2 separate regions of the Homo sapiens genome follow, and region 1 is linked to region 2. Evidence: chromatin loops called from intact Hi-C (ENCODE). Cell type or tissue: mammary epithelial cell. All regions are shown on one strand. Links, peaks and the distances in the headings refer to the core of each region. The heading gives the core; the rest is flanking DNA. Region 1 overlaps ABCA13 (ATP binding cassette subfamily A member 13). Region 2 overlaps ABCA13 (ATP binding cassette subfamily A member 13).

Evidence for each region. Hi-C counts contacts between places; a loop is a spot of excess contacts. Peaks named below come from ENCODE experiments on the same cell type or tissue, not always from the same donor. Only the 100,000 strongest peaks of a DNase experiment are listed, where the experiment ranks them.
Region 1: it touches region 2 in a loop (7-fold over the local background); 3 of 110 quality-filtered maps call a loop at or near these places.

The regions. Positions count from the first base shown.
Region 1 is chr7:48,528,820-48,544,948 of GRCh38, reverse strand. The region is part of intron 55 of ABCA13 (ATP binding cassette subfamily A member 13); the gene reads right to left. Among named protein-coding and RNA genes, the nearest start is that of LINC02838, 170 kb to the left of the region's middle. RefSeq lists an enhancer at 6,574-7,773. In mammary epithelial cell, for the core only: no CTCF peak of the experiment used is centred there; a DNase peak (open chromatin) is centred at 7,188; H3K27ac peaks cover 976 bases.
Region 2 is chr7:48,418,766-48,434,894 of GRCh38, reverse strand. ABCA13 (ATP binding cassette subfamily A member 13) reads right to left here. Exons shown (of 62, transcript NM_152701.5): 42 at 7,024-7,129. Among named protein-coding and RNA genes, the nearest start is that of ABCA13, 260 kb to the right of the region's middle. In mammary epithelial cell, for the core only: a CTCF peak has its summit at 9,934 (motif pointing left); DNase peaks (open chromatin) are centred at 6,984, 7,484 and 13,364; H3K27ac peaks cover 2,495 bases.

The DNA.
Region 1 (16,129 bases), core at 3,922-11,921, 110 kb before region 2:
CAGCAGACACCAGCTGAATGTTCTCTAGTTCAGTTCTATTCTGACCCTATCTGCCTGCAGACATAATCAGATCCCACAAGTTGAGGGCTCAGTCCCCAAGACCGCTCCCTTTCAGATGCCAGTCACAAGCCTCAGGTTGTTTTACCTGAGCTTCTGACCTTTTGGGATCGGCCAGGGATCCTATGACCCTCTTCTTGGGTTTGATTAATTTGCTAGAATGGCTCACAGAACTCAGGGAAACACTTATTTGCATTTACCAGTTTATTACAAAGACTATTACAAAAGATAGAAATGAAAAGATGTATAAGGGAAAGCATGTGGGAAGGGGTATGGAGCTTCCATCCCTCTCTGGGAACCACCCTCCAGGAACTATCAAGTGTTCAGGTATCCAGAAACTCCCTGAACACAGTTTTGGGGGATTTTACAGAGCTTTTACAGAGGCATGGTTGAATAAATCGTTGGTCATTTGTGATCAACTTAACCTTCAGCGTCTCATCATCCCCTGAGATTGAGGGGTGTGGCTGGAAGTCCCAACCCTGTAATCCTGCCTTGGTCTTTCTGGTGACCAGCCCCATCCTGAAGTGACCTAGAGGCTGCCAGCGCCATAAATCATTAGCATAAAAATTACATCAGTTTGGACATTCCAAGAATTTTAGGAGTTGTAGGCTTGGAAATGGGTCTAAGACAAAAATATATATTGCACAGTATCACATCAGGTTTGTTGGTTTCTTCTTTTATGGCACCTGGAAATTTCCCTCCTTTCTTGTGACCTCAGATAGGTACTAATATAATCGTTTTAGATAATTCTTATCTAGTAATGAGAGCATTTTCAAGTTATGCTAATCTTCCATTTTAATATATTTAATATTATTTTAAATGATTTTGCACCAACATTTTGTAATTAATGTAATTGTTAAATATATAGGAACAATACCTTCTCAATTATTTACTAGAATAAATATATTTTCATTTAAACCTTTATCCAAGTTTCTGTTATCTCCCTAGGCACAAATTTCCCAGAAGGAAAATTATTAGCCCAAGTATTTTTTATATATATTGCCATGCTTAACTCCAGTAAAATTATGATTTATATTCCAAAGATAAGCATATAACAGTGTCCACTTTACTATACCTTCATGAAATTGTGCACTACATTTTAGTTGTTTATAATGATTAAAAATATATATGTATCTGTTGTTTGTTTTGCATTTTTATATTAATGATGGCAACTATTTTTAAAATGTTTATTAACCATTCACTTTCATATTGTGTTTAATGCTTAAGTCTTATGCCTATTTTTTATTTTTTTTATTTTTTACTTTTTTGAGATGGAGTCTCCCTCTGTTGCCCAGGCTGGAGTGCAACGGTGCGATCTCGGCTCACTGCAACCTCCGACTCCTGGGTTCAAGCGATTCTCCTGCCTCAGCTTCCCGAGTAGTTGGGATTACAGGTGCCCACCACCATGCTCAGCCAATTTTTGTATTTTTAGTAGAGACAGGATTTCACCATGCTGGCCAGGCTGGTCTCGAACTCCTAACCTCAGTCAATCTGCCTGCCTCGGCCTCCCAAAGTGCTAGGATTACAGGCGTGAGCCACCGTGCCCAGCTAGCCTATTTGTATTGTAATTGTAGTCTTTTCCTTATCACTATACAGTAATTTACATATTATACCTATTAATGCTTTGTCTTATTTGATCCTTGTTTTCAGCCTTTCAATTTTAATGTTTCGACTTACAGAAGAAATTTAAATTTCTATGTTTAAATATATCTGTATTTTCTACTGTAAATTTTACATTAATTTAATGTCTAAAAGAAATGTCCTTATTGAATAAACAATGTGTTTATTTGCCTTATTTCTAATTTTCTTTGAGGGATAGAAAATACCAATCTCAGGAAAATTTTGCAACTTCTTTTCCTTTTATCACTAATGTAAAATGTGTATACTACCTTTTTTATATTTTGATTTTCTCTTATCGATTAAGCAATCCAATTAGAAAGACATTATTTTATTACAAAGTCAATATAATGCACTGAAATATTTCTTAAGTCATTTAGCCATTATCAACCTATTCTTTTTGAAAAATGTCACGATTAGACCCATCTATTTATTCTTGTGTTTAAAACTTCAGAAATTCTGTGTAAAGCCTACTCTATTCTCTGCAATATCAATTGGAATTACATTAAATCTATAAAACTTGCTAGAGGAGAGTAATAGTAAGATGATTCAGCTTTTCCATTCAGCAACATGGTATTATCTTATTACTTATTTATTCTTTTATGCTGAAAACATCATCTACATTTTAACATATAGGTTGACCATATTTCCTTCTAAGGTTATTCATTACCTTGCATGTGTTTTTTTCTATTGTAATTGTTTTTCATATTATATAGCCTTGAATGTATTTATTATTTTTTCTGGCCACTTCAGTTGAAATTATTTCTTAATTGATCTTCTTGGGTATTTAAGTGTATGATGACACAAAAGATAATAATTAGCAGTATAAATACTCATACTATTTTTTAAACTATGTCTTATAGCAGGAACTTAAATTCCAGAAAATGCTAAATAATAATGTTGATCATGTTATTCTGTTTCTTATTTTAACAGGAATTACTCTAGTACTTCATAAATAAAAATGAAGAGTTGTATTTGTCATGTTTGTATGATAAACAGTCTTGTTTCTTGTGTTGATGACGTGAAACTCATTCTCCAAATATATTACACTTTGTAACTATTAGATAATTAAAGAGTTAAGGTCTCTTCCTTCCAACGTATCCTCTCATTCTCTTTCTGGTTTTCCCAACAGACTTTGCTTTACACCTTATCATTCTATGTCTTTCATATACAGAATTTCTTGACTGCAATGACTTCACATCAAAGAATGTATTTTATTTAGTAGTGTCTTTGCCTCATATGTACCTTTACTTGAATTATATATTTAAATGTTAACGTATTTATACAGTTTTGTTTTGTTTTCATTTGCATAATGGCCATTATTTTTAATTTCACTGTAATGGTGTGTTGTGTCATGTAAAAAAAAAAATACCTTTTTTAACCCAGTTTCTGAGTGTCTGATTTTTTAAGGAAAGATACTCCCAATAATATTTATTATAAAAATATGTGCCTGCTCTGTTATCTGTCAACTTTCCTTTTAAAATATATATATAGATATAACTAAGATATATATCATATGATATTTATATACATGATATTTTATATGTATATATATATCTCTTTTTCTTCTCCCTTTTAAAATATTTTATGTTCTGTCTCATTGATTGTGACTACTTTGTTTTCTCTAATAGTCAAAGGGTGGATAGGAACTGCATGTGATTTAGAGTTTCAAAAACTTGGATTCAAAGCTCCATCATGTTCTAGAAGTTTGACTTCCGGCAAGCCACTTAATTTTTCTGAATCTTAGATTCTTGTCAGTAAAATTAGGATAACAACCTCTTTGTCATTATAATTATCAAATAAGATCTAGAATGTAAAGCCCCTAACTTAATACTCGGCGAATAAGAGAGACACAGTAAATCATGGCTAATGAGATTAACATTTATGGTGTTCAGGAGCCACAAATTTCAATAATTTCAGATGTAATAGTCCAAGTAAATGTTTGATGGTGTCCATCAATAAGGCAACAAGCAATGGTGGCAACTGTGACAAACTGGAACCAACGCCAATCCAAATCCAAAATTTTAACACTATGCTGACCAAATAAAAATGCCACAGCCTTTCATATTTTAAGTAAATATCACAACATAAGATTTTCATCAGAAAACTTGTCTCCAATTTTTAGAGCCTTTTGTTAATCTTGCCACTACCTTAGCAGGACTTTAGTGTTCCAGATATGAGACTGCTAGTTTTAAGTCAAATAATTATTTATTCTTATGCCTGCTTCTCAACTGTGTTGATCAAATTCATAAAACAAATCTTAGTCTTAAATTCCTTACTTCACTTCCTTGTCTTCACTTCCTCTGGGACCTAGTCTATCATGCTGCAGCCTTGACAACTTGCCAAGACAAAAAGTTGAGAGTTACGATAGTAGGAAGAAGAGCTACAGAGAATAGAAAATAATAATAATAAAAATGCATGTGATTTCTGGCCTGAGACAACTATCAGTATATCAGGAGAACATGACATGCTCTGAGCCAAACTACAGTGGACAATTTTGAAATATATTTAGACATGTATTACTCTCAAGTTTGAAGATGTGCATTCATGGAGATTAGTAAATTAAACAGGAAAGTAAAAGAGCCCTGTTTTAGATAATATAACCTCAAAGAAGAGACAAAAATACCTTAATATATTGAATGAATGAGTAGATGTGTTTCAATTAGGTAGCAATAAGCTATGGGCTTCATGGGCAGGAAGGTACATTTCAACTCTCTAAGTAGTGAAAAATTCCATTGTGCTGCTAATTACCTATTTAATTCTTTGAATACCAATGTGCAATTAACATTACAAATAATCAAGGTTAAAATATAATTAATGCAAGCATGATTTAGTTATAATTAAACTAATTACACAGATATGGAGTATAATAAGGGACTTGCAGACCATTATTTGTATGTAAATTTATTCTTCTTTTCAAGAGTAGTTATTTGAATTTCATTTTCCAATTATTTTACAAATGATGAAATAGAATTACAAAGGAGAGAGTCAGTCTTCCAGGGATGAAGAAATAAACCTAATTTTGCTTTATAAGTTAAAATTCTTTTGTCTACATGTACTTGTAAATAGAGAAGTTAGAATTTTTTTTTTCAAAACCTACCTCCAAATTCAACAAAAATATCTTACTTCTTCTATGACTGCAGAGAAAAATCAAGGAAACACTTGAGAGAGATTCAATCCCATACAGCAGGATTTCCTTTCAGAGTAAGTAGTATCACAACTCTCTTTACACATACCAACCTCAAACACTTGCTCAACTAATAAATTTTCTCTACTTTCTGTTCTCAAACATAATTAGCTCTTAATGTTGAGTTTTCACCTATTGACATAGATTAACCCAAGTAAAACTGCATTATCTGCCGACAGACAGAAACAGATATAGCATGTAGCATTTGGAGCAAGATAGATTTGATTTCAGGTCTGCAATTTTCTTCATATAAGTTAGTTGCAGTTAAATGACAACAGCATGTCTGTTTCTGCACAAGGTGGATTTTATGTGGTATAGCATTGAACCTTCATTTAAACATTTGAGTTATTATTTCTAGTATATGGATGAAGAAATGACTAGAGGAGAATGTCGAGAGAATAAAAAAGGGAAATTCTAAGAAGTAAAAGAGATAACTAAGCACAAAGTGACACTTGTGATACATTCTAATTCTATCAGAATGAAGTCAGAATGATACAAGGAAACAAATACATGAAAACCTAATCTGTCACTTTCTGAGGACAGCTGAAAACCAATTGATTATTGTGAAAACTGGGTAAATAAATTCTGTCTCTTTTCCTGTATGAACTGTACCTCTGAGTAGCCAAATAAAAGACAGTTAAAGCATCTCTGTACAAAATTATCCAAACTAGTAAATGAAAACAAAAAGACTAGGTTAAAACATGACCATTTTGCAATGGATGAATTCACCTAAGCATTAAACATCAAAACTGCTAAAAGCAAAAAAAAAAAGACTAAAGACCAGCTATTATGTGCCTATTTTTTAGTTTTATATTTTAATATTTATTATTTTTACACAAGGTTATGAGATTGGCTAATTTTTGTATTTTTGGTAGAGACAGGGTTTCCCCATGTTTCCCAGACCGGTCTCAAACTCTGGGCTCAAGCAATTCGCCCGCCACAGCCTCCCAAAGTGCTAGGATTACAGGCATGAGCCACCTCACCTGGCCCAGACATTATGTGCCTCTTGATGAAAGAGAACATCATCTCCTGTTTAGTCATGCCAAAGGATTGAACCTGCGTCTAACTAAACCTCTGAATCCAGCTGCAATTGCAAGAAACAGAACAAATGAACATATTAAATTCCATCATCAGTATGCAGTCAGCAAAGTTTGTAGGCCAACTCACCATGTCCAACAGTTCAGGTTCTTCGACAGAGAGTTTGTAAAGAAATGAAAGGAATGGAGAAAGGACCTGTGAATTGAGTAACTTAAAGGCCCTATCAAGTATCTTACAAACATGCAAGATTAAACTATGGTGTCTAGGAATAGACTCTTGCGTAATGAATTCAAAAAAAATCATTTAAATGGAAGAGGTTGTATTTGGAATGGAGTACATAGAATGACTTATAAGTTAGCTACCAAAGTTCTACTTCTTGTCCTGAGTTTTGTTTACAAGATTGCCTTTAATAATACATTAAGTTGTATTAAAAACAAAAAAGATGCAAATAAGAGTTAACCTCAACAGGGATGTGATTAGATGGAATTTATGGGTTGGTGGTCTGGTTCTGTTTCTTGAGGTAGGTACAGATTATATAATTATATTCATTTTATGAAAAGTCATTGGATGTTCTTTTTCATATGTAAATTAAACTTCAAAAAAGTCTTTAAAATTATTTTGTAAAAATATTGAAGGAAGAAATAAGATAGGCTGGGCGCGATGGCTCACACCTGTAATCCCAGCTCTTTGGGAGGTCGAGGTGGGTGGATCACCTGAGGTCAGCAGTTCGAGACCAGCCTAGCCAACATGGTAAAACCCCATCTCTACTAAAAATACAAAATGTAGTCGGGTGCAGTGGCATGCGCCTGTAATCCCAGCTACTCAGGAGGCTGAGGCAGGAGAATCACTTTAACTCAGGAGGCAGAGGTTACAGTGAGCTGAGATCGCACCACTGCACTCCAGGCTGGGTGCTAGAGCAAGACTCCACCTCAAAAAAAAAAAAAAAAAAGGAAAGAAAGAAAGAAAAAAATAAGATAATGAGTATCTGAAAAAAAGCCTTCTAAAGTTTGATAAAAATACTATATTAAAATCATATATGTCATTGTTAAATACAGTGAGTTCTAAGTTTCTCTTCAAAGTATCAGTATGTCAGTATGTTCAGTTCTATGACCTTCATTTTAAAGTTTAACTTCCTTGTTCTCCTCATCTCCTTCCCCTAGTTTCAGTAAACAACCTCCCCACCAGTTGTAATCAGTAGTTCACAACTGTTTCCCTGGTCATCTGCTCAGTCCTGAGTCACCCCTGGTCACCTGCTCCATCCTGAGTCACTCCTGATCACCTGCTCTGTCCTGAGTCACCCCTGATCACCTGCTGCAACCTGAGTCACCCTTGGTCACCTGTTCTGACCTGAGTCACATTTAGTCATTTGTTCTGTAACCGTCTTTCCCACCAGAACTGCTCATCCCACCACTCTGGCTCGTAACCCTGCTCTCTTTAAAATAGCCAGTAGGAATTAGCTTAGACTGTGTGGTCCAACCCTAATCAATAGGGGAATGACACAGCAGTAGGGGCTACCTGCGTCAGGGATAAAAACTCCTTCCCCTCCCTTGTTCAGGTGTGCTCTCGCCATTGCTCCATCCGTGAGATGCATCCTTCTATAGAAGTAAAATTGCCTTGCTGAGAAAATTCATGTTCGAGTGCTACTTCCTTTGTGGCACTGAAAATGTATTTCTAACATCATTTAGAGAATAACAACAATACTATGATTTATTACATTTTTAGGATCAAGGTAAAAGCTGTACAAAAAGCATATTGGTAGTCCTCATAATTTGATTTTTTATTTTAAGATGAAAAACACAAAAAACACTTAAATCAAAAAGTTAGAAATAAAACAACAAAACTAGATTGAGAAAAGCATGGTGGGGGATTAAGAAGAATGACAAAGTTTGATAAATTTGAAAAGCAAAAATAATTTGAATTTCTAAATAAATTAATATTTCATCCTTTTAAAAATAAAAGTCAGAATCTGGAAAATATAACTTATAGAAATAAAACACAAATATACAGACACAGGTATAGGAAGGAAATACAAATTTTAGGAGAACCATAGTTATAATCCTATGTAAGTAATTTGCAATTTTAAATTAAATTAATGAGTTTCTAAGGAAACACAAATTGTCAAAATTACAAAAATGCAAAATAGTTAATAGCAAAAATTGAAAATGATGTTTTCAACAAATTAATTTTTCTTATGAATAATAAATATAAAATCTATATAGACTATTAGCATATGAAATTTAACAAAAATATTAAAAATCTAACAAAAATAAAATTTATTATGGAAAGCTAAGGATAGGTGGATAATCAACTACCTCTTATTTATAACAAATTTGTCAAAAGGAAAAGAACTATAAAATACATGCAACTTTATAAATGTTGAAGTTATAATTTTTTTTTTTTTTGAGATGGAGTCTCACTCTGTCACCCAGGCTGGGGTGCAGTGGTGTGATCTTGGCTCACTGCAACCTCCGCCTCCAGAGTTGACGTGATTCTCCCACTTCAGCCTCCTGAGTAGCTGGGATTACAGGCACACACCACCACGCCCACGTAATTTTTGTATTTTTAGTAGAGATGGGGTTTCACCATGTTGGCCAGGCTGGTCTTGAACTTCTGACCTCAGGTGATCCTCCCACCTCGGCCTCCCATAATGCTGGGATTACAAGTGTGAGCCACTGCACCTGGCCTTAAAGTGATAAATTTAAAATATTCTTGTAAGAACTTTTTATAAAATTGCCAACAAAATAATGTCTACATTAGATGAAAATTTGTAGATAATTTTCAATCCATCATTTCATAAATAGAAATATTACCATTAAATGAGAAAATGCATTGCCATTTAACATTGTTTTGATAGTTCTAAGGAAAGCAATAAGGAGAATTAGAATCAGAGATGTTACCATAGAGGGAAAGGAGGCAGGACTAGCCTGCAGCTCCTGCTCAGACAGCTGCATGTGAAGACTCATATCGTGAACTTTTGCTACAAGAATTACCCTAGGAACATACCAGGAAAGCTGAGAGAATCCACAGACCCTTTGAAGGAACTGGATCACTGCTGCTGGCTCAATGAGACATCGGAAAACCATGAGTCCATTTGCTTTCTCAGCAGGAAGGCTGAGTTCTCTGGGGCAAGTTCTCAGCCCTGGTCACCAACTGCCCAGAAATTGACTTGATGCTGTTGGGAGGGCCACGGTGGGAGTGAGACCTGTCTTTAGGACTGCAGGCTGTATGGCAGCGGGGTAAAGCCTGTGACTGCCGACTTACCCCACTTCCCTGGCAACCTGTGTGACTCAGCAGAGGCAGCCATAATCCCCTGAGGAACATAAATCCACTGGCCTGAGAACCACACACCCACCCCCACTGCCACCACAGCAAGCCCCACCAAAGGAGAGTCTGAGCTCAGACACACCTAACTCTGCCCCCATCTGATGGTCCTTCTCTACCTGCCCTGGTAGCTGAAGATAAAGCACATAATCTCTTGGGAACTCTATGGCCCCACCCACCACCTGATCCTTCTTCCACAAGGGCAGCCGATACACTCTTGAAAGCGCCACCTCCTGGCTGGAGGCCAACCAATGCAAAACCAGCACACTAAACAAAAATACAACCAAGGAACCTCAGAGTCCACTTCATTCCCCTGCTACCTCCACCTGAGCAGGTGCTGGTATCCACGGCTGAAAGACCTGAAGATGGATCACATCACAGGACTCTTTGCAGACACTCCCCAATACCATCCTGGAGCCTGGTAGCTCTGCTGGGTGGCTAAACACAAAAGGGTAAAAACAATCACTACAGTTGGGCTCTCAGGAAGCCCCATTCCTAGGGCAAGGGGAAGAGCACCACATGAAGGGAGCACCCTGTGGGACAAAAGAATCTAAACAGCAGCTAGAGTCCCAGATCTTCCCTCTGACATAGTCTACCCAAATGAGGAGGAAACCAGAAAAACAATTCCGGTAATATGACAAAACATAATTCTTTAACACCCCTAAAAGATCGTATCAGCTCACCAGCAATGGATCAAAACCAAAACAAAATCTCTGAATTGTCAGAAAAATAATTTAGAAGGTCAATTATTAAGCTAACCAAGGAGGAGCCAGGGAAAGGTGAACTCTAACTTACATAAATCAAAAATATAATACAGGACATGGAAGGAAAAATCTCCAGTGTAATAGATACCATAAATTTTTTAAAATCACAACTTCTGGAAATCAAGGCACACTTAGAGAAATGCAACACGCACTGGAAAGTCTCAGCAATAGAACTGGAAAAGCAGAAGCAAGAACTTCAGAGCTCAAAGGCAAGACTTTCTAATTAACCCAATTCATCAAAGACAAAGAAAAAAGAATTTTAAAAAATGAACAAAGCCTCCAAGAAGTTTGGGATTATGTTAAGCATCTAAACCTAAGACTAATTGGTTTTCCTGAGGAAGAAGGGAAATCTACAAGTGTGGAAAACATATATGAGGGAATAATCAAGAAAAACTTCCCTGGCCTTGCTAGAGATCTAGACATTCAAATACAAGAAGCTCAAAGAACACCTGGGAAATTCATTGAAAAAAGATCATCACCTACGTTTTAAGGAACCCTCAAAACCATGCAAATAAGCACATAGTTATCAGGTTATCTAAAGTAAAGACAAGGGAAAGAATCTTAAGAGCTATGAGGCAAAAGCATCAGGTAACCTATAAAGGAAAAGCTATCAGAATAACAGCAGATTTCTCAGAAGAAATCCTGAAAGCTAGAAGGGATCAGGGTTCTATTTTTAACCTCCTTAAACAAAGCAATTATCAGCCAAGAATTTTGTATCCAGCAAATCTAAGCTTCATGAATGAAGGAAAGATACAGTCTTTTACAGACAAACAAATGCTGAGAGAATTCGCCACTACCAGCCCCACTCTACAAGAACTGCTAAAACAAGCTCTAAATCTTAAAACAAATCCTCAAAATACACCAAAATAGAACCTCTTTAAAGCATAAATCTCACAGGACCTATATAACAATAACACAATGAAACAGACAAACAAACAAGACATTCAGGCAACAAATAGTACTAACATTGAATGTAAATGGCTTAAATGCTCCACTTAAAAGATACAGAATGGCAGAATAGAGAAGAATTCATCAACCAAATTTCTGCTGTCTTCAGGAGACTCATCTAACACATAAGGATACACATAAGCTTAAGGTAAAGGGGTGGAAAGAGATATTCCATGCAAATGGACACCAAAAGCAAGCTGGAGTAGCAATTTTTATATCAGACAAAACAAACTTTAAAGCAACTGCAGTTAAAAAAAAGATAAAGAAGGACATTATATAATGACAAAAGGACTAGCCCAACAAGAAAATATCACAATCCTAAACATATATGCACCTAACAATGGAGCTCCTAAATTTATAAAACAATTACTACTACACCTAAAAAATGAGACAGATAGCAACACAATGATAGTGGAGGACTTTAATACTCCACTGTCTGCACTAGTCAGGTCACCAAGACAGAAAGTCAACAAAGAAACAATGGACTTAAACTATACCCTAGAACAAATGGACTCAACAGATGATTACAGAACATTCATGTGCTACAGAATATACATTCTATTCATTAGCACATGGAACATTCTCCAAGATAGACCATATGATAGGACACAAAACAAGTCTGAGTAAATTTAAGAAAATCACAATTATATTAAGTACTCTCTCAGACCACAGTTGAATAAAATGGGAAATCAACTCCAACAGGAACCCTCAAAACCATGCAAATACATAGAAATTAAATAACCTACTCCTGAATGATCATTGGGTCAACAATGAAATCAAGATTAACATTCAAAAATTCTTTGAACTGAATGATAATAGTGACACAACCTGTCAAAACCTCTGGGATACAGCAAAGGCAATGCTAAAAGGAAAGCTCATAGCCTTAAATGCCTACATCAAAACATCTGAAAGAGCACAAACAGCCAACGTAAAGTCACATCTCAAAGACTTAGAGAAACAAACCAAACTCATACCCAGCAGAAGAAAAGAAATAATGAAGATCAGAGCAGAATGAAATGAAATTTAAACAAAAAAAATGCAAAAGATAAATGAAACACAAAGCTGGTTATCTGAAATGACAAATCAAATTGATAGACCATTAGCAAGATTAACCAAGAAAAGAAGAGAGAAGATTCAAATAAGCTCAATTACAAATGAAAAAAGAGATATTATTACTGATACTACAGAAATAAAAAATACTATTCAATTCTAGTATAAACACCTTCACACACATAAATTAGGAAACCTGAAGGAGATGAATAAATTCCTGGAAATATATAATCCTCCTAGATTAAACCAGGAAGAAACAGAAACTCTGAATAGACCAATAACAAGCAGCAAGATTGAAATGATAATTAAAAAAATTACCAACAAAAACAAATCCAGTACCAGAGGAATTTACAGCTGAATTCTATCAGACATTCAAAGAAGAATTGGGACCAATCCTATTGACACTATTCTACAGGATAGAGAAAGAGGGAATCCTCCCTAAATCACTCTATGAAGCCAGTGTCACCCCAATACCAAAATCAGGAAAGGACATAACAAAAAAAGAACACAACACAACACACCAATATCCCTAATGAACATAGATGAAAAAATCCTTATAAAAATACTAGCTAACTGAATCCAAAGCATATCAAAAAGATAATCCACCATGATCAAATGTGTTTCATACCAGGGATGCAGGGTTGATTTAACACATGCAAGCCAATTAATGTGATACACCACATAAACAGAATTAAAAACAAAATTCACATGATCATCTCAATAGATGCAGAAAAAGCATTTGACATAATCCAGCATTCTTTATGATTAAAACCCTCAGCAAAATAGGAATAGAAGGGACATAACTTAAGGTATTAAAAGCCATCTATGACAAACCCATAGACAATATTATACTGAATGGGGACAAGCTGAAAGCATTCCCCCTGAGAATTGGAACAAGACAAGGATGCCCACTTTCAGCACTTCTATTCAACATAATACTGGAAGTCCTAGCCAGAGCAATCACACAGGAGAAAAAAATAAAGAGCATCCAAATTGGTAAAGAGGAAGTCAGACTGTCACTGTTTGCTGATGATATGATTGTATACGTAGAAAACCCTAAAGACTCATCCAGAAAACTCCTAGAACTAGTAAATAAATTCAGCAAGGTTTCAGGACACAAAATTAATGTACACAAATCAGTAGCTCTGCTATACACCAAAAGCAACCAAACGGAGAATCAAATCAAGAGCTCAACATCTTTTACAACAGCCGCAAAAAAAAAAAAAAAAAAAAAATTAGGAATATACCTAAACAAGGAGGTGAAAGACCTCTACAAGGAAAAGTAAAAAACACTGCTGAAAGAAATCATAGATGATACAAACAAATGGAAACACATCCCATGCTCATGGATGGGTAGAATCAATATTGTGAAAATGACCATACTGCTAAAAGCAATCTACAATTTCAGTGGAATTCCCATCAAAATACCACCATCATTCTTCACAGAACTAGAAAAAAAAATCCTAAAATTCATATGGAACCAAAAAGAAGCCCACATAGCCAAAGCAATTGCTAAGCAAAAAGAACAAACCTGGAGGCATCACATTACCTAACTTCAAACTATGCTATAAGGCCATAGTCACCAAAACAGAATGGTACTTGTATAAAAATAGGCACATAGACGAATGGAACAGAATCAATAACCCAGAAATAAAGCCAAATACTCACAGCCAACTGATCTTTGACAAAGCAAACAAAAAAACATAAAGATGGGAAAGGACACCATATTCAACAAATGGTGCAGGGATAATTAGCAAGCCACATGTTGAAGAATGAAACTGGATCCTCATCTCTCACCTTATACAAACATCAACTCAAGGTGGATCAAAGACTTAAATCTAAGACCTGAAACCATAATGATTCTAGAAGATAACATCGGAAAAACCCCTCTAAACATTGGCTTAGGCAAAGACTGCATGACCAAGAACCAAAAAGCAAATGCAACAAAAACAAAGATAAACAGATGGGACTTAATTAAGCTAAAAAGCTTCTGCACAGCCAAATAAGCAATCAGCAGGGTTAACAGCCAGCCCACAGAGTGGGAGAAAATCTTCACAATCTATACATCTGACAAAAGACTAAGATCCAGAATCTACAAAGAACTCAAACAAATCAGCAGGAAAGAAACAAAAAATACCATCACAAAGTGGGCTAAGGACATGAATAGACAATTCTCAAAAGAAGATAGACAAATGACTAACAAGCATATGAAAAAATGCTCAACATCACTAATGATCAGGGAAATGCAAATCAAAACACAATGTGGTACCACTTCACTCCTGCAAGAATGGCCATAATCAAAAAATCAAAATAATAGATGTTGGCATGGATGTGGTAAAAAGGGAACACTTTTACACTGTTGGTGGGAATGTAAACTAGTACAACCACTATAGAAAACAGTGTGGAGATTCCTTAAAGTACTAAAAGTAGGTCTACCATTTGATCCAGCAATCTCACTACTAGGTATCTACCCAAAGGAAAAAAAGTCATTATATGAAAAAGATATTTGCGCACACGTTTATAGCAGCATAATTTGCAATTGCAAAAATTTGAAACCAGCTCAAATGCCCATCAATCAACAAGTGGATAAAGAATATATATGTATATATGTGTATATATACATCTATATATGTATATGTGTATATATATACATATATATACACCATGAAACACCTCTCAGCCACAAAAAGGAACTAAATAAATAATGGCATTGGCAGCCACCTGGATGGAACTGGAGACTATTATTCTAAGTGAAGTAACTCAGGAATGAAAAACCAAGCATTCTTATGTTCTCACTATAATTGTAAGTTAAGCTATTAGGACACAAAGGCATAAGAATGATACAATGAATTACAAGAATGATACAATGAATTTTGGGGACTTGGGGAGAAATGTTGGGAGAGGAGTGAGGGATAAAAGACTACACAATTAGGTACTGTGTACACTGCTTGGGTGAGGTGCACCAAAATCTCAGAAATCACCACTAAAGAACTTATTCATGTAACCAAACACCACCTGTTCCCCAAAAACCTATTGAAATAAAAAATAAAATTTAAAAAGGAGACATTACTGTAGAGAAAGTGTAGAAAACTGTTTCATTAATTACTGATAAGAGCATTCTCTTCTAATAGACTGCAAGGATTAATTAAAATACTTTCACAAATGAATTATATTTATTTTAGCAAGTGATTGTAAAAAAAAAGAGATTGTCAAATGTTAGTTCTTTCCAAATTAATTTATAAATGCAACATAAAGTCAATTAAAATTCCAGTGGGAAATTGTAGACACAATCCTTTACAGTTCTTTCTCTACATCCACAAAACAATGTTTAATCGATTTTTATTTGCCATATTCATTGCTACAAAACTAGGGTCAAGAACATATAACCTCTCTTAAAAATAAATATCTCTGCGGATCAGAAACTGAACAGAAAGCTGGAGGTCGCATCTCAACCTGTTGGCTGGTGGGTGCTGGGTTTAAATTCATAAAGACAGCTATGAATTTGACTACCCATCAAGTTACCATGAGTTTGCTGTAGTGGGAAAAAAGAAAGATAGATGCCTGGGGCCTTGTAACACAGTGCTGAAAAAAGAATGGGATACGAGGACATCCATATTAGAAGGCACAGCACAGGAGTGGTATGTGGAGAAAGAATCACCAGAAACTGGCTATGAAATTAAAGGTCTAAGATTTTAGTTTGTGATATTGAGCCCAGTTTGCTGTTAGGGTAAACTTGATAGCACACAAATCAAAGAGCAAATTGAGCACAGAGAGGTTTAGAGCAGGGGATTTCTTCTTGCAGTAGAGAGAAACATCATTAACATTAGTCCTGATCAGAGCAGGGGAAAAAGGAAGACACACTACCACACAGGTGCAGAAAGGGGCGTGAAGGCACCATGCCCTGAATGTTCCCAACCAAGCACACAGTTTAGAAGGAGGTGAAGAATCAGGTGCCCTGTGAAATGGGAGTGAAAGGGCCCAGGTAAGAGTGACATAAAGGAATGCATGAGTGTATGTTACCCACAGAGCCTGCAGGGGTCATCTGGCCTCAGGCAGCCTCTGAGTGTGCAGGGTGCCCAGGGACCTCACATATGTTAAAGCAAGGGGAATAAACATCTTGCCTACTCCCCTAGAGGCCGCTTTCTTG
Region 2 (16,129 bases), core at 5,367-13,366:
AACAGTGTGGAACTGGCACAAAAACAGACGTAAAGACCAATGGAATAAAATAGAGAACTCAGAAGAAAATGTTCACATATATGGTCAATTGGTTTTCAACAAATGAGCCAAAACCATTCAGTGAGAAAAAGTCATTTCCATAACTGATGTGGGGAATACTGGATATCCATATGCAAGAGAATAAAAATGGACACCTACCATACACAGTATAGAAAATTAACTCAAAATAAATCAAAGACCTTAATGTAAAAGCTAAAACTATAAACTTCTTGGAAGAAAACACAGGAAAAAACTTCAGGATATTGCAGTTGCCAGTGATTTTTTGGGTTTGCCACCATAAGCACAGGCAACAACAACAACAAAATAGGTAAGCTAAATTCCATCAAAATTAAAAACTTTAGTACAAGAAAAACTACAATTAATAGAGTAAAAAGGTAGCCCATGGAAAGAGAAAAAAATTGCAGATTATATTTCTAATATGAGATTAATATCCAGAAAACAACGAACTTCTACAAGTCACCACCACAACAAAAACCAACCCCATTCAAAAATGGGCAAAGGCCTTACTAGAGGATTCTCCAAAGAAGATATGCTAATGGCCAATAAGCACATGAAAAGGTGCTTAACATTACTAGTCCTTAGGGAAATGCAAATCAAAACCACAGTGAGATACCACTTCACACCCATTAGGATGATTATTATTTAAAAGGTGGAATAACAAGCATTGGTGAAGATATGGAGGAACTGGAGCCCTAGTTCAGGCTGGTGGGAATGTAAAATGGTGCAACCACTGTGGAAAATGATACAGCAATTTCTCAAAAAATCAAACATACCATAGGATCCAGTAATTCCATTTCTTGTTATATGCTCAAAAAAAGTAAAAGCAGGGGGCTTGAACAGATATTTGTACATCAATTTTCATAGCAGCATTATTACAGTAACTTAAAGATGAAAGCAACACAAATGTCCATCAACAGATAAATGGATAAACAAAATGTGATACATACATATAATGGAATATTATTCAGCCTTATAAAAGAATGAATTTCTGTCACTTGCTTCAACATGGATAAACCCTGAAACTCTTACTCTAAGTGAAATAAGCCAGTCACAAAAGGGCAAATACTGTATGATACCATTTATATGAGGTAGTTAAATTCACAGCCACACAGGCTAGAATGGTGGTTTCCAGGAGCTGGGGGAGGGAGAAATGAGGAGTTGTTGTCTAATTGGTACAGAGTTTCAATTTGAGAAGATAAAAAAGTTCTGGAAATGGATGATGATGATGGTTGCACAATAATGTGAATGTGCGTAATGCCACTGAGCTGTATACTTAAATATGGTTAAAATGGTAAAATTTATATTATGTATATTTTACCACAGTAAAAATATATATCATATATAATACATAAATATATATGTATATAAATATATGTACTTATATTATATATTTATCATATATAAAAACACATTTGCTAGTTAATTTTCCATTTGATATTTTCTATTACCAAAAAACGTCCTAGATGAAAAAAATATTTTTTGAGTACTGTACTTATTTTTATTTTTCTTTGTTTTTTAATTATTTTCAGTTGCTAAAATTCACATAGTGCAAATCTACCAAAGATCTCAAGGGGGCTATAGAATCCTTCAGCTACTCAGTTTCCTCCCCTAGAGGCAAACTCCATTACCAGCATCTTTTTACCCTTCCAAAGATATTTTACATGTATGTGTTTGAATGCACACTTGGTAGATTTTATTTCTTTTTTTTTTAACCTGTCATAAACTATTATTTGTTTATTATTATAGTTGACAAATAAAAATTATATTTATCATATACAACATGATGTCCTGAAATATGTATACCTTGTGAAGCGGCTAAACCGAGCTAATCAACATATGCAATACCTCACATAGTTTTTTGTGATGAGAAAACTCATCTATTCTTTTAGAGATTTTCAACAATACAAAACGTTATTAACTACAGTCACCATGTTGTACAATAGATCTCTTGAACTTATTTCTCCTATATAACTGAAATATTGTATCCATTTACCAACATCTCCTCACCACATCCCCTCCCAGCCCCTAGTAACCACAATTCTACTCTCCATTTCTATGATTTCAACTTTTAAAAATTCTGCATATATGTGACATTATGTAGCATTTGCCTTTCTGTTCCTAGCTTATTTCACTTAAAATAATGTTCTCCAGGTTCATCCATGTTGTCACAAATGACAGAATTTGCTTCTTTTTTAAGACTGAATAGTATTCTACTATGTACATATGCCATATTTTCTTTATCCATTCATCTGTTGATGAACACTTAGGTTGATTCCATGTCTTGGCTATTATGAATGGTGCTGCAATAAACATTAGAGTGTAGATATTTCTTTAATATACTGATTTCATTTCCTTGGATATATACCAAGTAATGGGATTCCTTGATCATATGGTGGTTTTATTTTTAATTTTTTAAAGAACTTTCATACTATTTTCTATAATGGCTATACTTATTCACATTCCCACCAACAGTATGGAAGAGTTCCTTTTTCTTGACAACCTCACCAGCATGTGTTATCTTTTGTCTTTTTAATATTAATTATTCTAACAGATATAAGGTTATATCTCATTGTGGTTTTCATTTGCATTTCTCTGCTGACTATTAATTTAGTATTTTTTCATATACCTGTTGGCCATTTGCATGTCTTCCTTTGAGAAATGTCTATCTATTCAGGTCATTTGATCATTTTTTAACTGCATTACTTGTTTTCTTTAACTGGGTTATATATAATGTATACACATATTTTATTATTATTATACTTTAAGTTCTAGGGTACATGTGCACAACGTGCAGGTTTGTTACGTATGTAAAATTAAAAAATTTTAAAAAAGATCAAGTGTGTCTCACAGGTCTACTCAACCAAACCAGAGGACCTCTAGGAAGCTTTGTGGTGTGGTCCCCTCTGCCATCTATGTAGAAGCCAAAAAATACAGAAGAGGTTATTTCAAAAACACCTGGCTTTTGTCTAATGGATGAATATTATTGAAACCTAAGAAGGTTTCACAAAGTGTTTGCGAAAACTGCTTCATCAGGTATAGTGCCAGCACTGTCTAAAAAGACCAGGAAGAATACAAGAAGGAAAGAAGACTATAAAAGATATGAAATAAGGCTTACATCTGGAAGATATAAAATTGTGATGATTTATGTACCTAACAGAGCCCGCAAAGACATAAAAACAGAAGTCAACAGATTTAAAGGGAGAAATAGGCAATTCTACAATAATAATCAGAAATATCAATACCCAAATTTTATTAACAGATAAAATAATTTACAAGAATATCAACAAGAAAACAAAAGACTTGAACAACCACTACACACAAACTAAATATTACAGATGTCTATAGAACACACCACCTATCACAACAGATGAACATTCTTTTCAAGAGGCATGGAACTTTCTCCAGCATAGACCATAAAACAAGCCTTAATAAGTTGAAAAGAGATTTGTTGTTGTTGTTGTTGTTGTTGTTGTTGTTGTTGTTGTTGTTGTTTGAGACAGAATCTCCCTCTGTTGCCCAGGCTGGAGTGCAGTGGCATGATCTAGGCTCAAGGCAACCTCCACCTCCCACGTTCAGAAGTTTGAGACCAGCCTGGCCAACATGGTGAAATCCCATCTCTATTAAAAATATGAACCCATTCTGGTTTCTTTCAGATTACAATAAAATGAAATGGGACTTTAATAACAAAAGGGAATTTAGAAACTCACAAATATGTGGAAATCAACACAACCTAAATAAGAAATGAAAGAAATCAAAAGAGAAGTTAAAAAATACTTTGAGATGAATGAAAAATGAAGATACAACATATCAAAATTTACAGGGTACAGCTGAAGCAATGCTTAGAGAAAAATTTATAGCAGTAAATGTTTATAATTATAAAAAACAGATCTCAAATTCATGCAAACTTCCACCTGAAGACACTGGAAAAACAGAGCAAACTAAATCTAAGGTAAGTAAAAGAAACAAAATAATAAAAATTAGAGCTGAATTTCATGAAATTGAAAAGAGAAAAATCAATAAAACCAAAAGCTGATTCTGTGAAAACATTACCAAAATTGACAACACTTCAGCTAGATTAACCAAGAAAACGGAGAAGACTCAAATTATTAGAAGTGGAAATGAAAGGTGAAACATCACTACAGGCTTTTTTTTTTTTTTTTTTAGACGGAGTCTTGCTCTGTCGCCCAGGGTAGAGTACAGTGGCACAATCTCAGCTCACTGCAACCTCCGCCTCCCGGGTCCAAGCAATTCTCTGCCTCCGCCTCCCAAGTAATTGGGATTACAGGCACCTGCCACCATGCTCAGCTAATTTTTTGTATTTTTAGTGGAGACGGGGTTTCACCATGTTGGCCAGGCTGGTCTTGATCTCCTGACCTCATGATCCACCCAGCTCAGCTTCCCAAAGTGCTGGGATTACAGGCGTGAGCCACCACGCCTGACAAACATCACTACAGACTTTTAAAAAACAAAAGGAATTATAACTGATTACTATGAACAATTGTATGCCAATAACATAAAATAGCATAACGACTGAAATGAAATGGACAGATTCCTAGAAAGACATAAAACACTGAAACTGATTTGAGAAAAATATAGATAATCTAATAGCCCTACATCAATTAAATATTTGAATTAATCATAATTAAAAAACCTACCCACAAAGAAAAGCCCAGACCCAGAAGCCTTCACTGGTGAATTCCACAAAACATTGAAAGAAGAGCTAATACCAATTATTCACAAACATGTCCACAAAATAGAAGAGAAGGGATCACCTCTCAACTCATTCTATGAGGTGAAGATAACCATGATAACAGCGCCAAAGACACTGCAAGAAAAGAAAATTGCAGACCAATACCTGCTATAAAGATACAAAAATGCTCCACAAAATACTAGCACAATAAAATCCAGCAATATATGACATGACCGGGTAGAATTTGTCCCAGGAATGCAATGTTGTTTTAACTACCAAAAACCAAAAATATACCATATAAATAAATAAATAAACAAAAAACAAATGATCATCTCAATAGATGCAGAGAAAGCATTTGGCAACATCCAACACCTTTCATGATTAAAAACACTCCACAATTAAGAACAGATAGAAACTTCTTCAACTTCATAAACGGCATTTATGAAAACCTAGTTACCATTCCACTTAACTCACACAATTCCATAATTAGAAATTCTTCCAGCTCTAGAAATAAAATCTGCCCAATTTTAATAATGGACAAAAAATCTGAATATGACTTCTCCAAAGAAAATATACAAGTGGCCATGAAGCCTATGAAAAGATATTCAACATCATTAGCCACCAGTGAAATGTAAATAAAACCCACAATGAGATACACACTAAGGTGTGTGTCACATCCACTAAAGTGTCTGTAATCAAAACAGCAGATAATAACAAGGGTTGGGAGAATGTGGAGAAATTAGAAACTTCATATACTACTGGTGGGAATGTAAGGTGTGATCACTTTAGATGACAGTCTAGCAGTTTCTCAAATGATTGAAACATATGATTCAGCAATTTCACTCCTAGGTATACATGTAAGAGAAAACATATCCACAAAAATTGTGTATATAAATGTTCATAATAGTATATTTGCAATAGTAAAAAACTGGAAACAACCCCAAATGCCCATCAACTGGTGAATGGACAAACAAAAATGTGGTATATTTATACAATGAAATATTTGGTAATCAAAATAAGTTGAGTACTGGCACGCTGTAACATGGATGAACCTCAAAAACATTGTGCTGAGTGAAAGAAGCTAGTCACAGAGGGCCACACATACTATGATTCCATGTATATAAAATGTCCAAAATAGGCACATCTATTAGAGATTGAAAGTACATTAGGGGTTGCCTATGGCTGAAGAGATGGGGATTTTGAGGAGTGATTGCTAAGTGACACCAGTTTTCAGAGTAATGAAAATGGTATAAGGTTGATTGTGGTGATGAATGCAGAACTCTGAAGAAGCTAAAAGCCACTGAATGGTCCCATTTATATGAGTGAATTGTGTGTTATGTGAATTATATCTCAATAAAGCTGTGGGAAATAAAAATATATGCCTAACATAATCATTAGGAGAATGCAAATTAAAACCACAATGAGAAACTACTACACATCTATTTTAATAGCTAAATTATATGTTTTTCAAATCTGATACTACTAAGAGCTGAAGAGGAAGTACAGCAATAGCAATTCCTACAGTTGCTGGTAAGGATGCAATTTGGGAAACATCATAAAAGGTTATAACATATTTAATTCTAGTTACTTATTCATGGGTTCATGTGCCTAGTAGACTGAAATCTCTGAAGGAAAGCTCTTAGATTTATTACCCTCCACATCCCTAGAGCTCAGCTCAGGGATCCTTGCTGAGTTGCTGCTAATAAATATGCCAGGAATTGGACTGAACTGGAGCTTCAGTCACACACCTAGATACCAAATCTGGATTCTGTTCAATCATTAAAGCCTATAAAGGAGGCTGCATACAAAAGCTGAAGCCATGATTTGGTCCCAAAGGGACAGAGGTCGCATGAAGGCAAAGCCCACATCCGGGGCTTTGTTAAACCATGCAAATCCATTACCAGGAGGGTGCCTGCACATAAGAGGCACACCACGCAGGTAGGCCAGATCAGTTTGTTTGTGATGAAGGTAAAATAAGATGAATGATGGTCATTATTCTAACTGTATACATTGAGAAATTTTTTATATACTAAGTCAAGTCCTGAAGAAAAGATAAATGTGTCCCATAAACACACAGTTTTTTTTTTTCAAGCCAGGATAAAACTCAACGTTTTTTTTGCCTCTGACCTGTATTTACTTGCCCCCTCACTATACACTCACATCTCCTCACTAACTTCAGAACCTTGCTATACAACTTTTAAAACAAGGGATGTTGAATAAGGCTGGTGTCATTGTTCCTCCAGCAGAAATGCAGGAAGCCATTCTGTACTTACAGTAGCCAGACAGATGTCCTGTAGGCCTGTGGTTCTGCAGCTCTGACTCAGTCCCCAGGGCAATGTGAGATTTCTTGTTGGAATCTTGCAAAAGCATCAAAAACACCTTTCGGAGAAAAAAAAACGCCATGTATTATTTTATGTTTCTATACACATCGCATTTCTTTTCTTCTGCCTCAATTGCCTAATCCGGTTGTGACAACATATGCCAAACACACCCCATATATTTCATTTAGCCATCCATTTAATTGGCATAACTCTAAGACTACCTAGGTCTCAGCAAAACAGGCTACCCATAGGATGCAAAGATGAATGAAACTTGACTGTGAACTCCCAGACCCTCACGGGCTAGTGGAGGCTGGTCAAATGCATAGGCAGTGGTAGGCAGGGAGGGGACAGATAGCAACACAGTGTATCCAATTCAACTTAAGTTTGTGACTCACTGTACCAGCATCTTAGGAATTCAGAGGTGAATCAGACAATAAAATTGCAATGCTCAGTTTACTTACAGTAGATGGGATCTCATACATAAAAATCCCCATTAAATGTATGCTTTCCATGGGCTATGATATATGATGTCACTAAGGTAGTTAATCAAATAACTTGCTTGAAGTCATTTCTTGGTTAGTAGTGGAGGCAGAAGTCCAACCTCAGTTTATTCAAAGCCAAATACTATGACTAAAGTAGCAAAAATAAGGTGAGAAAGCAGAAGTGCAAGCAGACACAAAGGGAAATGAGGTGGGGTGGAGACATCGAGGGCCTTGAGCTGCACCTGGATCGCTGGCAGGGATTTATGGAGTGATGGAAAGAGAATCTCTAAAATAAACATTGGGCAATTCACGAGAAGCATACAAGTCAAGGAGACATCGCCCTGCAGCAGCACAGTCCTAACTGCTGGAGTTCCACTCTTGGCAAGATGTGGGCCGGCTCTGTCTGCAGGCATAGGACTGCACCACGCAGAGTGTTGGCTGCCTCGTTGTATTAATAAAACAGAGATGATGATCACAGTATTTAAAGTTCAGTAGATGATGGCTGTAAAGTGCCAGGCACAGACTCTGGAAGCATGCAGTAAGTCTTCTATTATTCATGTGGTTAGCCAAGGTTTCCTGAACGTTCTCTGTGGGCCATGCACAAAGCTAGGCACTGTGCATTGCCACTCTCTCCCTTAGCATCATCTGTGCAGGTGCTTCCATCACCCCTTCCTCTGCACGTATCCATAGAGATATTGGTCCCTGGCCCTGGCCCCTCTCCAAGTGACTCCTGCTGGGCCAGCGTCACTGTCCATCCAGCTGGTACCTCCCACCCAATGCCCTGGGTAGTGAAGTCCTATACCTGCATATACAGATCTCAGCCCACACTGAGCACCCTGCCTCACTTCTGATTTCTCTACACAACCTCACCATTCTGATTCCTCTAAACAAGCAAAAAGGGATTGACTGTCTCTAGATGTTCCTGAGGAGCCCCTAACCACAGGGAAAGATGGGGGAAGGCACCAGAAAGAAGAAGCCATGAGCAAGCAAGCCTTCAGGAGAGGCATGCAATATCTCCGCACGTGGTTAATTAGTTTGCATGGAATCCTACTGAGCAAAATCTGCATGAGTAGCACTAGTGAAAGGTCAGATGCAGCTACCTTCATGTGAAAGATAACACTTTGCTGATTCTCAGTAAGACTCCAAGGAAAAGCTGTAAACCTCACTACTATTGCAAATAATAATAAGAAGAAGAATGATTAATAACATTTCTGAGTGTGCGCCAGCCATGTGACCTTGAACACATTATTTTACCACTCTTTAACTTAGTTTCCTCACATGATAAATGGTAATAAATAAGAGGCCGGGCGCGGTGGCTCACGCCTGTAATCCCAGCACTTTGGGAGGCCGAGGCGGGCGGATCACGAGGTCAGGAGATCGAGACCATCCTGGCTAACACAGTGAAACCTCGTCTCTACTAAAAATACAAAAAATTAGCCGGGCGAGGTGGCGGGCGCCTGTAGTCCCAGCTACTCCGGAGGCTGAGGCAGGAGAATGGCGTGAACCCCAGGGGGCGGAGCCTGCAGTGAGCCGAGATTGCGCCACTGCACTCCAACCTGGGCGACAGCGAGACTCCATCTCGAAAAAATAAATAAATAAATAAATAAATAAGACATATTATAGGATTGTTGCAAGCAATAAATGCATTTATATATAAAGTTATAAAAACGATGCCTGGCATGTAGCATGCTGGCAATGTCTGGTCTCAACAGTAGCTAGATAAGGATGAGTAAGTGTAGTAGGGTGTATGTGCTATGTTTCATCATGTAATTCTCAGATCAATCTGATGAGATGAGTACTATTATCCTTGCTTAAGATGAGGGCACTGAGGCTTAGTGCAGTAAGTCTTCACCTAGTGCATTTATAGGGAATTAAATAGGAAACAATAGAAATAGTGAAAATCAAGAATTATTCATTGACTAAAGATTTTCCTTTATATCTTATTCTAAATGGAATTTTCATTTAATGGTCATATTTAACTATGATTATATGAAGCATACCTTGATAACTAAGGCATTATTGATAACAATATTCATCTGTCCTTTTTAAATTTTCCTTTTCTAGCCCCTCTCATAAAAGGCCATAGTTGTATGTGGCGGGGAGGAGGGTGTGTGTGTGTGAGTGTGTATGAACATGTGTGAATGTATATGCACATGTTTGAATGCACACATTTGTGGGCATGTGTGTGTTAGAGGAGGAAACAGAATAAGGACAGAGTTTTTGCCCTCAATAATCTCACAGATCAGCAGGAGATACAATCAATTATGGTACGGCACTAAGTATCTGGGTACAATGTGTCTGAAAATTCTGGAACTTTGCCTATGAACAGTGAAAGGCAAGCCTAAGACCATCAGAATGTTATGCGTGCCATCAAGTGGCAACTCACCTTAACTGCAGGCAGGCTGTCCGGGAGGCTCTGAGATTTTGACAAAATGTCAAAGTAGCCCAATTAACAGAGAGGGCAAATAAAGGTTACTCTTTTCAAAAGCAATATGACACTGATCACTGTAATCAAAGATTTGGAGTCTTGATGGCAGACTTTGCCTTTGTTATTTTGCATTATAATTCTCACACTGAATCACACAGACAGCAACTGTAAAACTCCCCTTGGCAAGTATTTCAGGTAACCCTAACATCCAGAATAGAACATTACCCAGGGATTTAATGAAAGAAAACTTACAAGAAGGCTCCTAACATTTCACTGAATTCTGGACATAGAATTTCCACATTACATCATTTTACAGTAAGTCCTCACTTAGCGTCATCAGTAAGTTGTTGTTCACAACTGCAACTTTCAGCAAAAGGACATACAGCAGGTCCTCAAATAATGTCATCTCATTCAACGCCATTTTGTTATAATGTTGATGAGGGAAAAAAAGTTGTTTTGCTTAAAGTCTTAGTTTCCAAGAACCCATCAACAATGTTAACTGAGTTCTCACTGTATTCCTTCTTATCTGATACATACTTTCCAGCAATATTTAAATCACTATTTATACCGAAAGGTGTTCTTCAAGTTTTTTAAAGTAATTCAAATAAAGAAACGTAAACTCTCTTTCATTTCAACAATTATGAGGAGATGCAAAATACTGCAAAAATATTCTTATTAAGAGTATAAAAGTCCTGATCAAAACATATAAACAATCTTCCAAAAGAGATAGAAATAAAGGTTAGGCAACTGCACAGGAAGTGAATGCAGGCTAAACATCTAATGTCCTGGCTACACTTTCCAATTTAAGAAGAATGCTGCGTTTGTGCATTTAGTATGGAATGACATTATTTATACATATGTCTTCCTCCTCTTTTGGTGGTATTTTCTATCATTGTAACTGAATATAGGCCATAAGCCAATTCAAATGGACCAAATAAGACCTACACCTTCCCACTTTCATACAAAAGAAGTAGAATATTCTTTTCAATCTTATCTAATGTTTTGAATTTCACTGAAATTACAAGCTTCTCAAGTCAAAGGACAATCAAGTTGGTCAAACTAGTCATTAATTTTTAGGTAAATTCATCACACAAAGTAAATAAGAATAAAATAAGACATGATGAAATTATGTCTAAAGGACACTAACTAGCATGAAAGTAATTTAAAATGTAACAAAAATATGCTTTAAAAGCAATGCCTATGGTGTATCCACTCTTTCTTTTCAAGGGACAGTAAATTCAAAAGTTTTGGGATTCTTCATTTGGGGATCTACATCTCCTTAATTTAAAAGAGCTTTGAGGTCTAGGCATTTATGACAGCCCAGTGTCATCTCTACACTGATTGTGCTATCAGTCCCTCAGCCATGAGTCCTATGCCCCATCCTTTTGGGTTCTCTGTTTAAAGGGTGTTGTCAAGCAGCATGAGACCCCAGATATGATCTACACTTAAAGTGTCAGTTTGATGGATTGTGTCCTGGAGATGGTCAGTGCAAGGTACTTTTTTGCTTAGATGCTAGAGAAATTTTTGAAGCTGACCAAATTTTTGTAAGACAAGGACAATGGAACCCAGCTGAGTGATGACTTGAGCAGAGGAAGAATTTCCAAACTTGACCTACATGTCACATAAGATGTACTCTTTCTGTTTCCCCAAAGTGATTGTTTTTTAAGGAAGCAGAAGATGAAAACACATGGACAACTTAGATGATACGAAACACTAGAGGTACTAGCAACTGCTCTCTAAATATGGGATCTTGGGCAGGGCTGTCCCCTGACATGCTAACACAATGCATGCAGCAAGATTTGTTATTTTACAGGAGCTTGTATGAATTTCCTATCACTGCTGTAACAAATTACCACAAATGTGGTGGCTTAAGACAATGTATTTAGTATCTTACAGTTCTGGGGGTCAGAAGCCTAATATGGGCCTTCCTGGGCTAAAATCAAGGGATAATATACTCCCTGGACTTTCCCAACTTCTAGTGGCTGCCAATATTGTTTGGCCAATGGCCCCAGCCTCCATCTTTAAAGCTCATCTCTCCAACTGCTGCCTCATCATAACATCACCTTCTTCCTCTCTGACCTTCCTCGATCCCCCTTTGATGTATCCTTTTGATTACATCAAGTCCACCCAGATAATTTGGGATATCTCCTGCCACAGTCCCATATGGGTAACACTTACAGGCTTCAGTGATAAGGACGTGGACGTCGCTGGGGGACCATTATCCAGCCTGTCCTAGAACTATCACACCATCAACACACCTTTGAAACAAGGGCTGTTGATTTGAGGTGTCCCTGGAGACTACAGAACAGGAGACGTTGGTAAGTAGAGTAGAAAATTTTGGAGTCCAACACAAAATGAAAAAAAATTCAATGTCTGATTTTGGTCAGCTCATTACCTTTTTGGTCTCTTGGTCTCTCAGTTTGCTTATTCGTACAAGGGGAAGATTAAAAGACATAAGTTATAAAAAGTCAATTCTAGTTCACACTCAGGCTCTGTGACATCCTATAACACCTTGTTATAAACAGAATGCAAAGAATGGGTCACAGCACTCCAGTCAAAGGGCTGATAGCACAGTCAGTGTTAACAAGACAGCAGGCTGTCTGCATAAATGCTTAGACCATGAGACTGTTCTAAGTTAAGAAGACCTTAGCCCCCAAATGAAGAATCCTCAAAATACTGAATGTATTGTTCTTTAGGAAAAAAGAAAAAAAAGAAAAAAACAACAACAAACAGGATGTCACATGAAAGAAAAAGGGAACAGGGTCTCTCAAAAAAGTACCTGCTTCCTTCTCTTCCTTCCTCCCTCTTTCTTCCTTCTTTCCTTTTTTCTTTTTTTTTTTTTTTTTTTTTTTTTTTTTGTAAGAAAGACACCAGATTAGGGTTTGGGGCCAACAGAAAGTGGCAGCTGAAGTGGGGCAGGTTCACACAAGACAGCATGTGAGCAGAGCAGCAAAGCAGTGTGGAGGCCTTGGAAGATGAGCTGCACACAGGAGGACTAAGGGAAAAGGTAGCATAAGAATGAGTAAGTCGAGTTTCTCATTATCAGTGAAGGGCGGTACAAATAAGGCAAGAGGAAACACTAAATGAATGCTGTGTAATTGGATTGGAATTAGAGATGTGGAGTTGAACTCCTAGTTTTGTATTTATAGGCAGAAAGAGAAGCAAAAATAGAGGTGGATCTTTTACTTTATCCATGAGGGAACCTCAGAGCAGCAACACCCCAATCACCATGAGCGTATTGAGCAGCCAGGATTTCTTGGAGAAATGGCTGATTCTAGAGCCAGGGCTGGGAAAGAATGGCAATCCTAGAACATCTTGTTTTGTCAGGAAGCAGGAAAATGCTCAAAGAATGGGAGGCATGAGTTAAAAGGCACAAAAACCAGCTTGAAGGACCTCCCACTGGCTCAACTTGGTATGACATGAGCCTCAAAGTAAATAATGACCCTACTGAATTGTAACTCATTGAGTAGAATAGAATGCTATGAGTGGTTCCTTATATAAATAGGTCAATGGGGTAAAGAGAGAGTTCTTTCTTACTGGACAATGCCAACTAAAACACATGGAAGGAATGATGGAATTAGAAAAATCGCCACTTGGCAAGTGCCATAGTAATAATTTTTAATTCTGGCAAGGAACATCAGAAGATGCAAAAACAGGTGGGTAAGAAAAGTGGAATTTACAGATTCTCAAAATATATCCTCAAAAAAAAAAAGAGAGAGAAAAGGAAATTAACTTAAGAGTGGGAAAGCCTGGCAGACACCACTTTCCACTTTACCTGGGAAAAAAGATCACCTCACTAGCCATGGGACAGATCAGCCTTGTGTAGCAGGCAGCCAGGAGCAGTGGGACACAGCATCACCCCTGGAATATGCCAACTAAAAATGCATAACCTGACCAATCACAGCAAAATAGGGCAAACCCATATTGAGGCTCATTGTGCAAAATACGTGGTCTGGACTCTTCAAAAATATTGAGGTCATGAAAGTCAAGGAAACTGAGGAATTCTTGCAGATTGACAGTGACTAAAGAGGCCTGCAACTGAGTGCAGCTCGTGATCCTGGACTGGATCCTTTTGCTCTTAGGGACATGAGGGGCACAATTGAAACTTAAATGGGCAAAGATTTTACAGCAATTCTTTTTTCTTAAAAATTGTTCTAAAAAAAAGTCAAAAAAAAAAAAAAAGATCAAGCCCTACATCTGAGGCCCAGGCTTTACCTCTTAATGCTGTGTAGGATGGGGCAGCTGAGTTCATGCACCCAAGGAACTAGCATCCAGAACCTCCTTGGCAAAGGTACAAAGGGAACCCACTAATCAGTATTTAGCAAGCTGGAAGGAAAGAAACTTCACATCTCAGGCAGGCTCACCAGCATTTCTAAAACATTACTAAAAACTTCAAAACTATTAAAAAATACACTGCAAAAATTTACTCTGTTTGCATTATGCCAGAAAGTTTTGTCTTGGCTTCAGAGATTGCCGAAAATATATTCCATATGCAAAGCCAAGTCTTCTAACTCTCTATGGTCCCATCCCACACAAAGTAAACATTGTAACTTGCCAGGATTGTCCTTAGGTCCAAGCATTGGAGTAGAAAGTACAGATGCCTTAATGAAACTGGTGACTATCATGATTTCATTTTAAATCTTAATTTCACTAGCTTGTAGGTAAAGTTGGAGATCATAATTTATAGTAAGTGTATTCCAGTTTAGAAATAAAATATGCTTTTTAGCTGAAGAGCTCAACTGGAGAGTTAATTGGCAGGTCCTCCTCACTCCTGTAAAGTCATCAGGCAAAATGCAGATGAAGGAAGAGAAAAGCACCCTCAGCGCTACAACAGCCATGCTAACTGTGTATCAGACATAAGAAAGGAAAGTCAATGCTCGCCAAGTGTCAAGAGACAAAATTGGTTGAGACAGACATTTTATAGCCTCTACCAAACAAAAGAAGGTTCTCCAAAAGCCCCAATCTTTTTCCAATTTAAGATACCTTTCTCAAACGGCTCTAAATATACCATTTATATTTTGTTAGATCTCATATACATTGTATATATATTCCAGATTCTTTGCCCATGGTTGCCCTTAGAGAGATAATTTCTTTCTTAGCGTCCGTGTGTGTGAGAGATGTGGAAAAAGAGAGATACGTAAAATCTAGTAAATCAATATTTATTTAAGACCTATTATGTGCAAAGCACATACTAAATGTAGAAAGTAGAAATTACTGTAAGAAATTGAAGAAACATGTACTACATCTCCAAAGTAATTGAACAACTTGTTCTGTTGCTCCTCACTGACTAATGAGGAGTTCTTGCTGTTCTGGGGTGACTAACAGCAAGAACATGAATCCTGGATTTAAAAAATTGCAGAGGCATGTTACGTGGAAGAATTACTCTTTTCAGAAGGTGGTGGGGATGAAACTCCTCTGTACTTTGATTGGAGTGGTGGTTCTACAACTCTATACATTTGTCAAACTCATAGTGAATTTTACTGTAGGAATTTTACATATGAAGTACATAAATATAAATTTTTTAAGAAAAGAGGGCAAAGAGGAGGAAGACTGAGAAATTTCCAAAAGGAATATGAATGGGTAAAGTACAAATACAAATATTTTGTAAAAGAAAGGTGACTACTAAACAGAAACAGAGATATTTAAGGAATATAGCATAATATGGTTTGGATCTGTGTCGTCACCCAAATCTCATGTCAAATTGCAATCCCTAATGTCCAAGGTAGGGCCTGGTGGGAGGTGACTGGATCATGGGGGTGGAGTTTTCATGAATGGTTTAGCCCCATCCCCCTTTGGTAGTGTATAGCGAGTGAGTGAGTTCTTGTGAGATCTGGTTGTTTAAAAGTGTGTGACACCTCCCCACTCTCTCTTGGTCCTGCTCCTGCCACATAAGATGCCTGCTCCCTCTTTGCCTTCCACCTTCCATCCCCAGAAGCAGATGCTGCTATGTTTCCTGTACAGCCTGCAGAACCTTGAGCCAATTAAACCTCTTTTCTTTATAAATTACCCAGTCTCAGGTATTTCTTTACAGCAATGTGAGAATGGACTAATACATAACATAAAAAGAATTTTTAGAAGTTATTCTATAATGCAAGGTATTCTGTAACATTAAAATATAGACAGATTAAAATATAACAGTGTCTAATCT